4 separate regions of the Homo sapiens genome follow, and all the other regions are linked to region 4. A link is a contact called in ENCODE Hi-C or POLR2A ChIA-PET data. All regions are on one chromosome and are shown on one strand. The core of a region is the stretch at or near the end of the contact, and the rest is flanking DNA. Distances in the headings are between cores, read along the strand shown. Region 1 holds the start of ADORA2A (adenosine A2a receptor). Region 2 holds the start of MAPK1 (mitogen-activated protein kinase 1). Region 3 holds the start of CCDC116 (coiled-coil domain containing 116). Region 4 holds the start of RSPH14 (radial spoke head 14 homolog).

Region 1 (2,788 bases), core at 104-2,603, 1.3 Mb after region 4:
AGAACTGCCTTCCCAACCGTGTTTGCGGGGTCTGTCTTGTCTATTGCAGCGCAAACAGAGCCCTGAGCACGCAGGAGAGCAGAGGAAGGACAGACAGAAGATGGATGGATGGATGAAGGCGGGAAGCACAGGCTGAGGGGATTTAGGGCATGTGTGGTGGGGGTGCTGTGGAGAGGAGACTGCACAGGCAGGAGCTGAGCTGGTGAATGGGAGGGTTCTAGCTCCCAGAAGGGTCTGGGCCATTGACAGGAGGGGCTTGGTCCTAGGAGGTGGGTGGTCCAGAGGTTGCAAGGAGCAGAGGAGCCCAGATGGGGAAGGGAATGGAGCTGGGGTGCAGAGAGGAGCCCCCACACAACTGCCCACATCCTGTGCAGAACCTGGGGCTCTGGGTGGTGGGAAGAGGCAGTTTCATGGCGGAGGAGGCCTGGGCCCCTGCAGCCTGGACTCCATGGATCTGGCCAGGGACTGGGGAGGATCAGGTGGAGAGAGGAGCAGCAGAGCAGCTGCCCCTCGTCCCAGCACAGGGGATGATGGGAGCCCAGGGAAGGCAGGACCCTGGCTTCGGGCATTTTCTCTGCTAGAATCTCTCGATACCTCTCTCCCTTCACCTTCTCCTCCAAGTCTCACCCAGATGATGTTTCTGTGAGTTGCCATGGGGATTCTCTCACCACCCCCCGCCAACACCCCGCAGGGGAAGCTTGTTCCAGGAGTCACTGGGCAGGGGCTGCTGCTGCTCTTCTGTGCCCACTCCTCGGATGTGCCGCTGCAGCCCTGGTCTCTGGCATCGGCCGTCACCTGGTGGAGAGGCTGCCGGAGCTGGCCAAGCAGAGGGAGGCCGATGGTGCCACTTGGTGTCTCCTCTGGCATCTGGGCAGGAGACTTCTCCCCAGAGGCCCCGGGCTGGTCTGCCCGTGTCACAGGAGGACTCGCCTCTGGTCCCTCAGTGGCCTCTGCAAACCCTGAGCCAGCCTGGGGGAGGCTGCTCAGTGGGGAAGAAGCAGTGGCCAGGCTCTGCTTGGTCACCCTGCCCTCCTGTCAGCCTCCGGGGCTGCCTCGTCGCACCTGCCCAGGGACCCAACAGCCGGTCCTCACCCCTCCCATCCTCATTGCAGCCACCCTGGGGCATTGTGAGGCCCTGCACCCAGCACTGCCCCTTCAAGCCTCCCACAGGGTCCCGCCCAGGACTCCTGGGCTCTGTGTCCGCGGGGCCATCTAGAAACACTCCCTTGTCCCCCCTTCAGCGGCATAGTACCTGTTGCCCGCCATCTGAGGGAGGTGCAGGTGCCAATCCTTCACGTGACGTGACGTGGCTCACCACAGCCTGTGTACATGTGAGCAGCCGCGTGCAGAGGGGAAGCTCTGCCTGGGCCTCAGGGACTGTGACATGGAGCAGGAGCCGCCCCCAGCCAAGCTGCTTTCAGCACAGCGTGGGCCCCCAGCACCTTGGTGCGGGGTGCGGCCCCTCGGAGGAGGGCTGTCAGGTGAAGCCTCGTGTGAGGGGGTGAGTGGCCCCCAGGCGGGGAGGAGGGGGTGCTGTGGCCTTCCTGGCCCCTAGCCTGGACACATGGGGGTGTGGGGAGCAGGAGCTGGGGCCCCCAGCACTGGCCCCGGGGCTGCGATGTGGGGGCTGCTCTGTGAGGCAGGCTCAGAGCCTTAGCCTCCAGCTGCAGGGAGCTGGGTCTTGGCCCCATCTTGCCCACATCCTGCCACCAGGAGCAGAGAGCTGCAGCTGCACCCGGGCTGTGGGGGAGGGATGCCAGGTGTATCTCTGGGTCCCGGGCCCAGCCTGCACCCAGCGCCTGAAGTAAGGGCCACCGGGCAGCCCCGGAGGTCAGGAGGGAAGTGGAGCCCGTGCTGGGTGGCTGCTTACCACTGGGCAGTGAGGAAGGCACCTGCGCTGATGAGTTTGGAAGGGGTATGGGGATCCTGGGGCCCTGGGTTCTGGGAGGTTCATGCCCAGGCCCCCCTGGGCCATCCCAAAAGCCAGTCATAGTGGGGCCCACAACCTGCCGTGCCCTGCCGAGCTCCCGCAAGCCACTTGTTGATGCTTCTCAGTCCACCCCATGCCTCTCAACCGTTTCCTCCTAGACTAGGTCTCTTCATGGCGTTTCTGGGAGAATTCCTCAGTACTAGCTTCAGATCCCCAGTCGTCTCTTCCACTGTACGTGTGCCTGAAGCTCACCACATCCCTTACTTCAGTCCTTCTATTTTTCAGTCCCTGGATTTTGTATTATTTCTTGTTCATATCCACCTGTCCTTGTTTCATTTCCGCCAGTCGGTTCAGAAGTTCTCATTCTTGTCTACGGATGCCATTCCTTTCTTTGCCTCTTTGGAGATTCTAAAGGTCTCTGAAATCATTATTAGATTACTGTATTACCTTCCTTCCTACTGGAATGAATTCACCTCCATGTTTTTTATTCTGTTGCTTACCTTTCTTAGCCTTCATATACCTCTTGCGCTTTGAAATTGATTTGCGACTCCTCTTAGCTGAGCCAATGTTGTGGAGACAGGGAGTGGCCTGCAGTGCCTGAAACTGCAGGGCAGCAGCCGCCTCCCAGGAATGTCCTGGGTCCTTTCCTCCTTTGAGGTCCCCTGCCATATGCTCAGATGGGGCCAGGCACAGCAACGGGGGCACACCTCCCTTTGGCCCAGCAGTTGGGGTGCTGCCAGGCCTGGTGGAGGTACTTGGTAAACATTTGTTATGGAAAAGCAGCAGGAGGGTTCTAAGGCTGGGATTCTGGAGCCCAGGAACAGGCCAGGCATGGCTGGAGCGGGTCCGAGTCCGTGC
Region 2 (2,723 bases), core at 1-2,500, 1.3 Mb before region 4:
AAAAAAAACCGTCACTATCATTTCACTTTTCTAAGGGACCTGAATCAAGATGAGGGAGTCTACGTGTGATTCTGCAAGAACTCCATTAAGGCTGCATACATAATGACCACTAAATCATTAACAGGAGTCCATAGCAATTGGGCTAAAACATCTGGGAGCATTTATGCTGGTAAAAGAGCTCACTTGGGGGCTAAAAAAAAAGTCAAATTAGGCCCAACTCTAAACGGATCTTTAACAAATCAAGAGAGTAATGTTAGTTTATCCTTCCTGAAACGCCAGCAGTACGATATTAAAATCCACTTAGAAGTAAAAACTTCAAGACGGAAATATGCCACCAACACTGGCGTCAGTAATCCATTTTAGAAAGCCTGCGCGGAGACCACCATTAGCACCGCTGAGGATATTTAATGAAAGCCGTTGGCTGCAAACAGAGGCGAAGAGAGAAAAACGATTATTTCGGTGTTCTGCACACACGCGGAGGCAAAACGCTTTCAGGACCTCAGCAGCCACCGCCGCCAACACCGACAAGCATCTGATGGAATTCACAGTTTTACAATCGAAAGTCCAAAAGAAGGCCATGATACTAGCAAATTGAGGGGTGGGGACCCTTCCGTTGCCTTCCCGAGGGTCCAGACTTTAAAGGCCGCGCTGCGCCCGGGGCCAAGGGTCCACTAGTACCGGCCTACGCCCCCCGCGCCACTCCCTGAGCCCCTTCCCGAGCGACCGAAGGCCCGGGAACCGCGAGCAACAACACCTAAACCTCAACCGGCCCGGGGCCGCGCCCGAGCCCTGGCGCGCGGACCGCGGTGAAGTCCGGGTTCGAGGTCGCCGCGGCGCCTGAGGCCGAGGCGCGGGCGAGGCCGAGGCTGCGTCCGCTGCGGCCCCGGGCGGTGGGGGGGCCGGGCGTGGCCGGTCGCGGACACTCACCACACCATGCCGTAGGCGCCCTCGCCGATGTACGAGAGGTTGGTGTAGCGCGGCCCCACGTCGAACACCTGCCCGCGGACCATCTCCGGGCCCGCGCCCGCCGCCGCCGCCGCCGCCATGTTGGCTGCCGGGCCGCCGCCGCCTCCGCCGCGCTGAGCTCGACGCTCGGCGGCCGCCGCTCAGCTCTTGTCGCCCCTCCCGCAGGGACTGCGCCGCCGCCGGTGCAGCCGCCGACGCTGACCGGGAGGAGGAAGGAAGACGCCGAGCGGGAGAGCTGAAGAGCCGACAGCCACTCGGACCGATTGCCTGCCTGCCTGCCAGACTGACGGGCGGGCCGGCGGGCGGGCGGAGGGAGGGGCGCGCGCCGAGGAGGGTGCCGGGGCGGGGACAAGAAGTGTGCATGCGGATTGGTTCCTCGCGGCTGGGGGCGGGGCCGCGCGGGCCGGCGGAAGCGGCGGGCTTCGGGAGGGGCACTGCGACGGCGTTGACTGAGGGGGCGCCACTAGGCGCGGTCACGTGCATTCGCGGTGCATTCGCGGGGGCGTCGGTGCGGGTCGCGTCTCTTAAGACACCCAGGGAGACAGACGTGGGGCAGAACTCATGGGCTGAAGTGAGAGATGGCTGGGGCCCAGGCGAGCGACCGAGCAGGGTCCGAACAGAGCCAGCGAGGGACCCCGGGCTGTGCTTGAGGCCCGACGACGCGCCATATCCCGGCAGCGCCGCAGCTCAGGCCTCTGCGAATCTGTGGTCCACACGCTGATAAACTTAGAGGCCTCTGCACTGGGGCAGAAACCGAAAGGCATGACCCAGACCGAGAAAGATATTTGCATACTGAGAAAGTGTGAAACACAATTGTCGAGACTAAAAGGAGACACTGAGAGGATACGCCAATCAGGTTAGTTCAGATGTTTGTTGAGCACACTCCATGTTCCTGGGGATCCACCCTTATAGAAGTTACCTTTTAGAGAGAGGAGACAGACAAATACGTGTAATGCTCAAGTTGTGATAAGTACGATGAAGAAGTACAAAGCAGAAGGGAGGGCGCGGTGTCTCACGCCTATCATCCCAGCACTTTGGGAGGCCGAGGCGGGCGGATCACTTGAGGTCAGGAGTTTGAGACCAGGTCTCTACTAAAAATACAAAAATTAAGTCCGGGCGAGGTGGCTCACGCCTGTAATCCTAGCACTTTGGGAGGCCGAGGCGGGCGGATCACGAGGTCAGGAGTTCAAGACCAGCCTGGCCAACATGGCGAAACCCTGTCTCTACTAAAAATACAAAAATTAGCCGGGCGCAGTGGTGGGCGCCTGTCATCCCAGCTACTTGGGAGGCTGAGGCAGGAGGACAAAGCAGAGAGTAAGGGATTAGGGGGTGGTGGGTCGAAACACATGAGAGATACATTTGCGTTCAGAGACAGACCGAGATTGGTACAGATAGGCAGAAATGCTGACAGAGCAGGTAATGAAATAGAAATGCAAAGATAGAGTCACTAAAACCAAAACATCGAGGTTTAGAGAAAAAGAGACACACCAGGTTAAGAAACAGTCACAAACAACAGAGGTTGAAAAAATAAAAATTAGAGTCCTGAAGCAGGTGGATACCAAGGAAAGCTAAGACAACGAGACGGACAATGACCCAGGCACTGCTTCTGAACCTTTTCCCCTGCCATGTTTGGAGGGAGAAGGAAGAGCGGCAGACCCTATATCCTCTTTGTTCAACTCTTCCAAGTTTAAAACCATCAACTCTTGACTTCTAGACATCAACAAAGATTAATTAGTCAATCTCAAAGGAGAATAAAC
Region 3 (2,802 bases), core at 193-2,692, 1.5 Mb before region 4:
GCTGAGAGGACAGAGCAGAGCTTGAGAGGAACAATATTTCGTGAGGCATGTGAGGATTGAAAGCCTCATAGAGTCCTTCAGCCATGCTCTTGGCATAAGGACTGATGTGTTTATAGTGACTGGTGAATTGTCAGACCTCAACCAACCACCGTTCTCCACTGGAAGCTGATCTTGGAAAGGTCAGAGGTCCCGAGGGTCTGCAGGTGGGAAGGAGGAGACTGACATTTATTGAGCACCTACTTGGTGCCAGACACTGAAAGTATTAGAGATTAAGGGTGACTTGCCTCTGTTCTGGCCCCAAAGAAGCACCATCTGATAGAAAAATAAGTAGCAACATGGTATGGTAGAGTCTGGAATGGGGTTTACTGTGAATTGCGTAGGGCGTGGCAGAATTCACAGTAAAAGGTTTTTGGAAGAAGTGACACCATGGTGGGGTATTACTGAGCAAAGGGGAAAAGGAGGGAGGGAGAGGAGGTAAGAATATACAAGGCTCCGCTGGGCGCGGTGGCTCAGGTCTGTAATCCCAGCACTTTGGGAGGCCAAGGCAGGCGGATCACAAGATCAGGGAATCGAGACCATCCTAGCTAACACGGTGAAACCCCATCTCTACTAAAACTACAAAAAAATTAGCCGGGCGTGGTGGCGGGCCCCTGTAATCCCAGCTGCTCGGGAGGCTGAGGCAGGAGAATGGCGTGAACACGGGAGGCGGAGCTTGCAGTCAGCCGAGATTGCGCCACTGCACTCCAGCCTGGGCGACTGAGCGAGACTCCCGTCTCCAAATAAATAAATTAATTAATTAAAGAATACACAAGGCTCCACTGGGTTACTGGGTGTGCTGTAGGGAGATTTTATTGAATCCCATACTCCCATATTGGAAGAACACTCAAGCCCATTTACAGTGTGGGACTAATGCTGAGAGGTTGAGTCACATTGGCAGGAAAGAGCAGAGCCAGGAACTGAAGCTAGGTCTGTGACTTAGAGCCGGCACTCTTTCCACTGCAGAGGGGAGAGGTCTCAAGGCAGAACCTGGGGCTGTGCACACCGCGGGAAGGGCAGAGGCCCCTGGAAACGAACAGGAGCAGGAGGCCCAGGGCTGCGCAGCAACCAAGGAGGACACGAGGAAGGTGCTTGTGCCACCGGTGGAAGACGTGGCTTTGGCTTTTAGGCTCCCCTCGGGGCAGGAGCAGATCAAAGAGCCTAGCCCCAGCTTCGGTGGTGGGTGGGGGGTCCTCCCGGCAGCGGGGAGCGTGGGCACCAGCATCCTCAGCCTGCGGCTCCCAGGCGAGTGTGGGAGGGCAGAGCCCAGAGAATTGGAGGTGGGGCCAATGTGGGCCCCGCCCCCAACCATTGTGTCGGAGAGGGAAGTGGACGAGCTCCTCGGTAAGAACCAATGAGGATGTGGTATGCAAATAAGCAAGTGGAGGCCGCCAGCCGACTTCCTCGCACTGTGCAGCTGCTCCAGTGAGGGCGCAGACTGTACTGGCCTGTGCGGAGCAAGGCGGTGTTTCTGGTGAGTCTGTTGATTCTGGGCTGGGGTGAAAGCCAGGTTGCCCAGGGTTTGGGAGGAGGGCGGGTCGAGCACACGCAGATCCAAAGATGATCGGAGACAGGATTGTCCTCAGCGATTCCACCCCGATGACTCTGGAAACTGCCTGCCTGCAGACGCATGGGGGCCATGGAGCAGAGGAAGGGCTGGATGCATGAAGGAGGCGGGGTGCGGGGAGCGAGGGACCCGCAGACTCCAGGGCCACAGATGCGTGGACCTATTGGAGACCCTCAGGTTGTCTCCCCACCCCACGCAGAGAGGAATGCGCAGCTGAAGAGAGAGGTGGGCAGCAGGCCCGGTCACCTGCCAGGTGACCACATGGCCAGGTGCCGCCACCACTCGGGTTACCTGGCCGATGACGAGGCCAGCCACTCCATGTGCAGTGCACGGGTAAGTGTGCCCAGCAGGGCGCCGACCCTTGAGGCCACAACATGTTCCCCACCAACCCTGGCACCCAAGACCACAACCCCCATTTCTCATTGTCTATTGACTTCTCTGGGCCTCTTAGTGAAGTCCTTATTGCCTTGACTTCTCCTATGTCCCCCACTGCTTGCCCCTGTCACACTCAATTTCATTCCTTGTTTCCTCCTGACTTCCAGCGACCCAGAAGGTGCTTGGGTGGACTGGGACCCTAGAGTGGGAGCATGGAGTTGACTAGGTGCCTATGGCTCAAGTTGGAGAAACAGGCCCGGGTAGCACAGGGCTCAAGACCTCAGGTGTTGTCTGCACTCAAGACCTCAGATGTTGTTTGCAGCCCTGCCATGGATACAGGGATGGCCTGCTGCATGGACAGATGAGGAGCTGGAGGGAGACTCCGAGAGATTCATGATTGCTCATCCTGCCACGTGTCAGGGCAGAAGCAGGCTTGCAGACTCCTTAGCCAGGACTTGTGTGTGTGAAATGTAGGTGTTAGGAAAGCTTCGGGGTGACCCTGAATAGACCTCCACTTTGCAGATGAGGACATTGGACCTCAAGAGGGGCCATCTTGCACACTGGCATCAGGCTGTAGGTGGCAGAGCCAGGGTCCAAACCCAGGGCTTCCAGACTCCAAAATGCAGCTCCTTCCACTACTCACTCCCACCCAGGTCCTAGTGTTACCCCAGGGAACCCTTCACCTGTAGGGCACCCCTGCCCCCTGTGACATACCTGTCTGCTCAGGTGCAGCTGCCCAAGAAGCCACTGGTCCCAGAAATGCGGCCAGCCTGCAAGCCGGGCCGTGTGCCACACCCACCATCCACATGTGGCAGCTCAGCACT
Region 4 (2,700 bases), core at 58-2,557:
CCACACAATAGTGCTTCACAGAAGAAACCACTGATACTTTCATCTGGATCTTCAGTCAAAGGCATTAAAGGACAAAACAAACCAAACAAGCAAACTCCAAGTTGGTCACTCTGTTTAGTGCTTACCTTGTGCCAGCAATAAGTAGTATCCAATTCAACTACCCCATAAGGAGGGGGCTGGTATTATCCACATTTTACAAATGAGGAAACTGAGGTTCTGGCCAAGGAGCTTACTGGAGGCCATGAAACTGGTAAGACTAGAAGCCAGTGTTCAAATCTGGGTCTAGCTCATTCACTGCCAGGAACCCATATTCAGATGCTTCTGACACATCCATGAAAAGGAATTAATGTTAAAAGGTGATTTATGGCCACGCGCAGTGGCTCACGCCTGTAATCCCAGCACTTTGGGAGGCCCGAGGCAGGCGGATCACAAGGTCAAGAGATCGAGACCATCCTGGCCAACATGGTGAAACCCCGTCTCTACTAAAAATACAAAAATTAGCTGGGCGTGATGGCGCATGCCTGTAGTCCCAGCTACTCGGGAGGCTGAGGCAGGAGAATCGCTTGAATCAGGGAGGCGGAGGTTCCAGTAAGCCAAGATCGCGCCACTGCACTCCAGCCTGGCGACAAAGCAAGACTCCGTCTCAAAAAAAAAAAAAAAAAAAAAAGTGATTAACTTTTATTGCCGACACACACACACACTTTCAGCAACTATGGGCAGTGTAGGTTAGTAGTTAAGAACTGGCTCCAGATTCAGGCCTGGGTGACCTTGGCAAGTTACTTCCTCTATCTGTGTCTTTCTGCAGCTTCAAAGGGGAGATGATAACAGTACCTCCTTCCCTGCCTCCCAGAGTTGTCATATTAACGAATACACGTAAGCCTGGCATACCAGGGCTTCAGCTATGTTGGCTGTGGTTATTATTACGGTTATTATCATGGTTAGTAGAATGGACAGGCCACAGGCCTGTAGGAATCTACTCCAGTAAAAGGTAAGCCAGATGCTCACGCGGGACACCAGATGACAACGGTAGAAGTGGGGGCCGGACTGGGAGGGACGTGGCCATGTTTGAGTTGAGCTCCCCTCACAGGAACGGTGGGTGCTGGAGACAGGGGCCTGCCTTCTTCTAAGCGGCGTGGGCTGGGAGAGTCCGGCCGGAGACAAAAGACCGTGATTTTGAGTGTGGGGACACGGCCCCGTGTGAATGGGACTGGGTGGGTCACTGGGCCCCCCTGTCCCCGGGCCCCTAGCCCACCACCGCCGCCTCACCTGCCTCCGCAGCCCTTTCTGCTTCCAGTAGCCCGCGCCACTGGCCAACCTATTCAGTTGCCAGGCGACATCGTTGCCAGGCGACTCCAGCAGCGTCCGCGGCGCCGCGGTCGACATAATCAGCACCCACTGCGCAGGCGCAAACAGCCCAAGGCTGCGGCCGGCTGCAAAGCGGGAACAATCATTTACAGGGTTGCTGTGGAGACCAAAGGCAGCTCAGCTTTGTTCAAAGTACAGAAGGGAAAGGAAGTGACTTATTTACGCCCTTCTCTGTACTGGGTACTTTGCATGCCTCTGATCCTCAGAGTAAATTCATAAGGTGGTAACATCTAGTTTAGAGACAAGAACCTCAGAGAAGTTCAGTCGTTTCTCCCAATTTTTTTTTTTGACGGAGTTTCGCTCTTTCACGCAGGCTGGAGTGCAGTGGCGCGATCTTGACTCACTGCAACCTCCGCTCCACTCCGCGCCACCGCACCCAACCCGGGTGCAAGTGATTCTCCTGCCTAAGCCTCCCAAGTAGCTGGGATTATAGGCGGCCGCCATCACACCCAGCTAATTTTTGTATTTTTAGTAGAGACAGGGTTTCGCCATGTTGGCCAGGCTGGTCTCGAACTCCTGACCTCAGATGATCCACCCGCCTCGGCCTCCCAAAATGCTAGGATTACAGGCGTGAGCCACTGCGCTCAGCCAGTTTCCCCCAAATTACATAGGCCTGATCTCAAGACTGCCTAGCCCTGCCCATGCCCCTTGCTCTTCAGGCTGACCGCCTGGTAATGACAAAGGTTAGCCTCTGCAGTGGACCCAACACACTGCTGGCCAGCGTAGCTGTTCTCAAAAGCAAGCCAGACCCAGCCACCACCTGCATAAAACCCTCCATGGCTCCCCACTAGTCTCAGGGCTGAGTCCAAACTCCTAGCCTAGTGCTCCAGTCCCTGGGTGATGGCCTCCTCCAGCCATGCCAGACTCTCTCTTAACCCCTCAAATGCCACCTCGCTCATGAAGCCTGAGCGCTCTGTAACACTAATTATTACCTCTTTATCCTTCAGGATGCAACTTGGTGAACACTTCTTCCATGAAACCTTCCTTCTCCCTGAAGGAGTGAAGTATGGGCCATCCCAAAATATGCTGGATTGGTATATTGACCATTTTGAGTGGACAACATTGGAAAAATAGTGGCCTCAGAAAGGGCTAACTGGGCCAGGTGCAGTGGCTCATACCTGTAATCCTAGCACTTTGGGAGGCTGAAGGGGGAGGGTTGCTTGAGCCCAAGAGTTTGAGGTTACAGTGAGATATGATCACACTACTACACCCCAGCCTGGGTGACAGAGTGAGACCTCAACTCTAAAATAAATAAATAAATAAATAAATAAATAAATAAATAAATAGATATAATTTTAAAAAAAGATACAAGAAAAGGCAAACAGATATGCTTCT

What was found. Hi-C counts contacts between places; a loop is a spot of excess contacts on that map. ChIA-PET counts read pairs that join two places held with the same protein, here RNA polymerase II (POLR2A). Pooled maps may share reads with other maps.
Region 1: a loop to region 4 is called in a map of CD8-positive, alpha-beta T cell, with 15 times the contacts of the local background. The contact joins the promoter of ADORA2A here to the promoter of RSPH14 in region 4. A Hi-C loop is called at or near these places in 1 of 168 maps with a recorded cell type or tissue (CD8-positive, alpha-beta T cell) and 8 of 50 pooled maps. POLR2A ChIA-PET finds 5 or more read pairs at or near these places in 1 of 52 experiments (naive thymus-derived CD8-positive, alpha-beta T cell).
Region 2: a loop to region 4 is called in a pooled map, with 13 times the contacts of the local background. The contact joins the promoter of MAPK1 here to the promoter of RSPH14 in region 4. A Hi-C loop is called at or near these places in 7 of 50 pooled maps.
Region 3: a pooled map shows a loop between it and region 4 (6-fold over the local background). The contact joins the promoter of CCDC116 here to the promoter of RSPH14 in region 4. A Hi-C loop is called at or near these places in 5 of 50 pooled maps.

The regions. Positions count from the first base shown.
Region 1 is chr22:24,426,246-24,429,033 of GRCh38, forward strand. It overlaps ADORA2A (adenosine A2a receptor), which reads left to right and starts at 1,354. Exons shown (of 3, transcript NM_000675.6): 1 at 1,354-1,501. The region is part of intron 18 of SPECC1L-ADORA2A (SPECC1L-ADORA2A readthrough (NMD candidate)); the gene reads left to right. RefSeq lists a silencer at 1,435-1,544.
Region 2 is chr22:21,866,395-21,869,117 of GRCh38, forward strand. MAPK1 (mitogen-activated protein kinase 1) reads right to left here and starts at 1,251. Exons shown (of 9, transcript NM_002745.5): 1 at 928-1,251. The coding sequence starts at 1,046. RefSeq lists a silencer at 1,182-1,421.
Region 3 is chr22:21,631,318-21,634,119 of GRCh38, forward strand. CCDC116 (coiled-coil domain containing 116) reads left to right here and starts at 1,443. Exons shown (of 5, transcript NM_152612.3): 1 at 1,443-1,510; 2 at 1,803-1,936; 3 at 2,705-2,802. The coding sequence starts at 1,865. RefSeq lists an enhancer at 1,175-1,674.
Region 4 is chr22:23,140,683-23,143,382 of GRCh38, forward strand. It overlaps RSPH14 (radial spoke head 14 homolog), which reads right to left and starts at 1,308. Exons shown (of 7, transcript NM_014433.3): 1 at 1,267-1,308. RefSeq lists an enhancer at 602-1,494.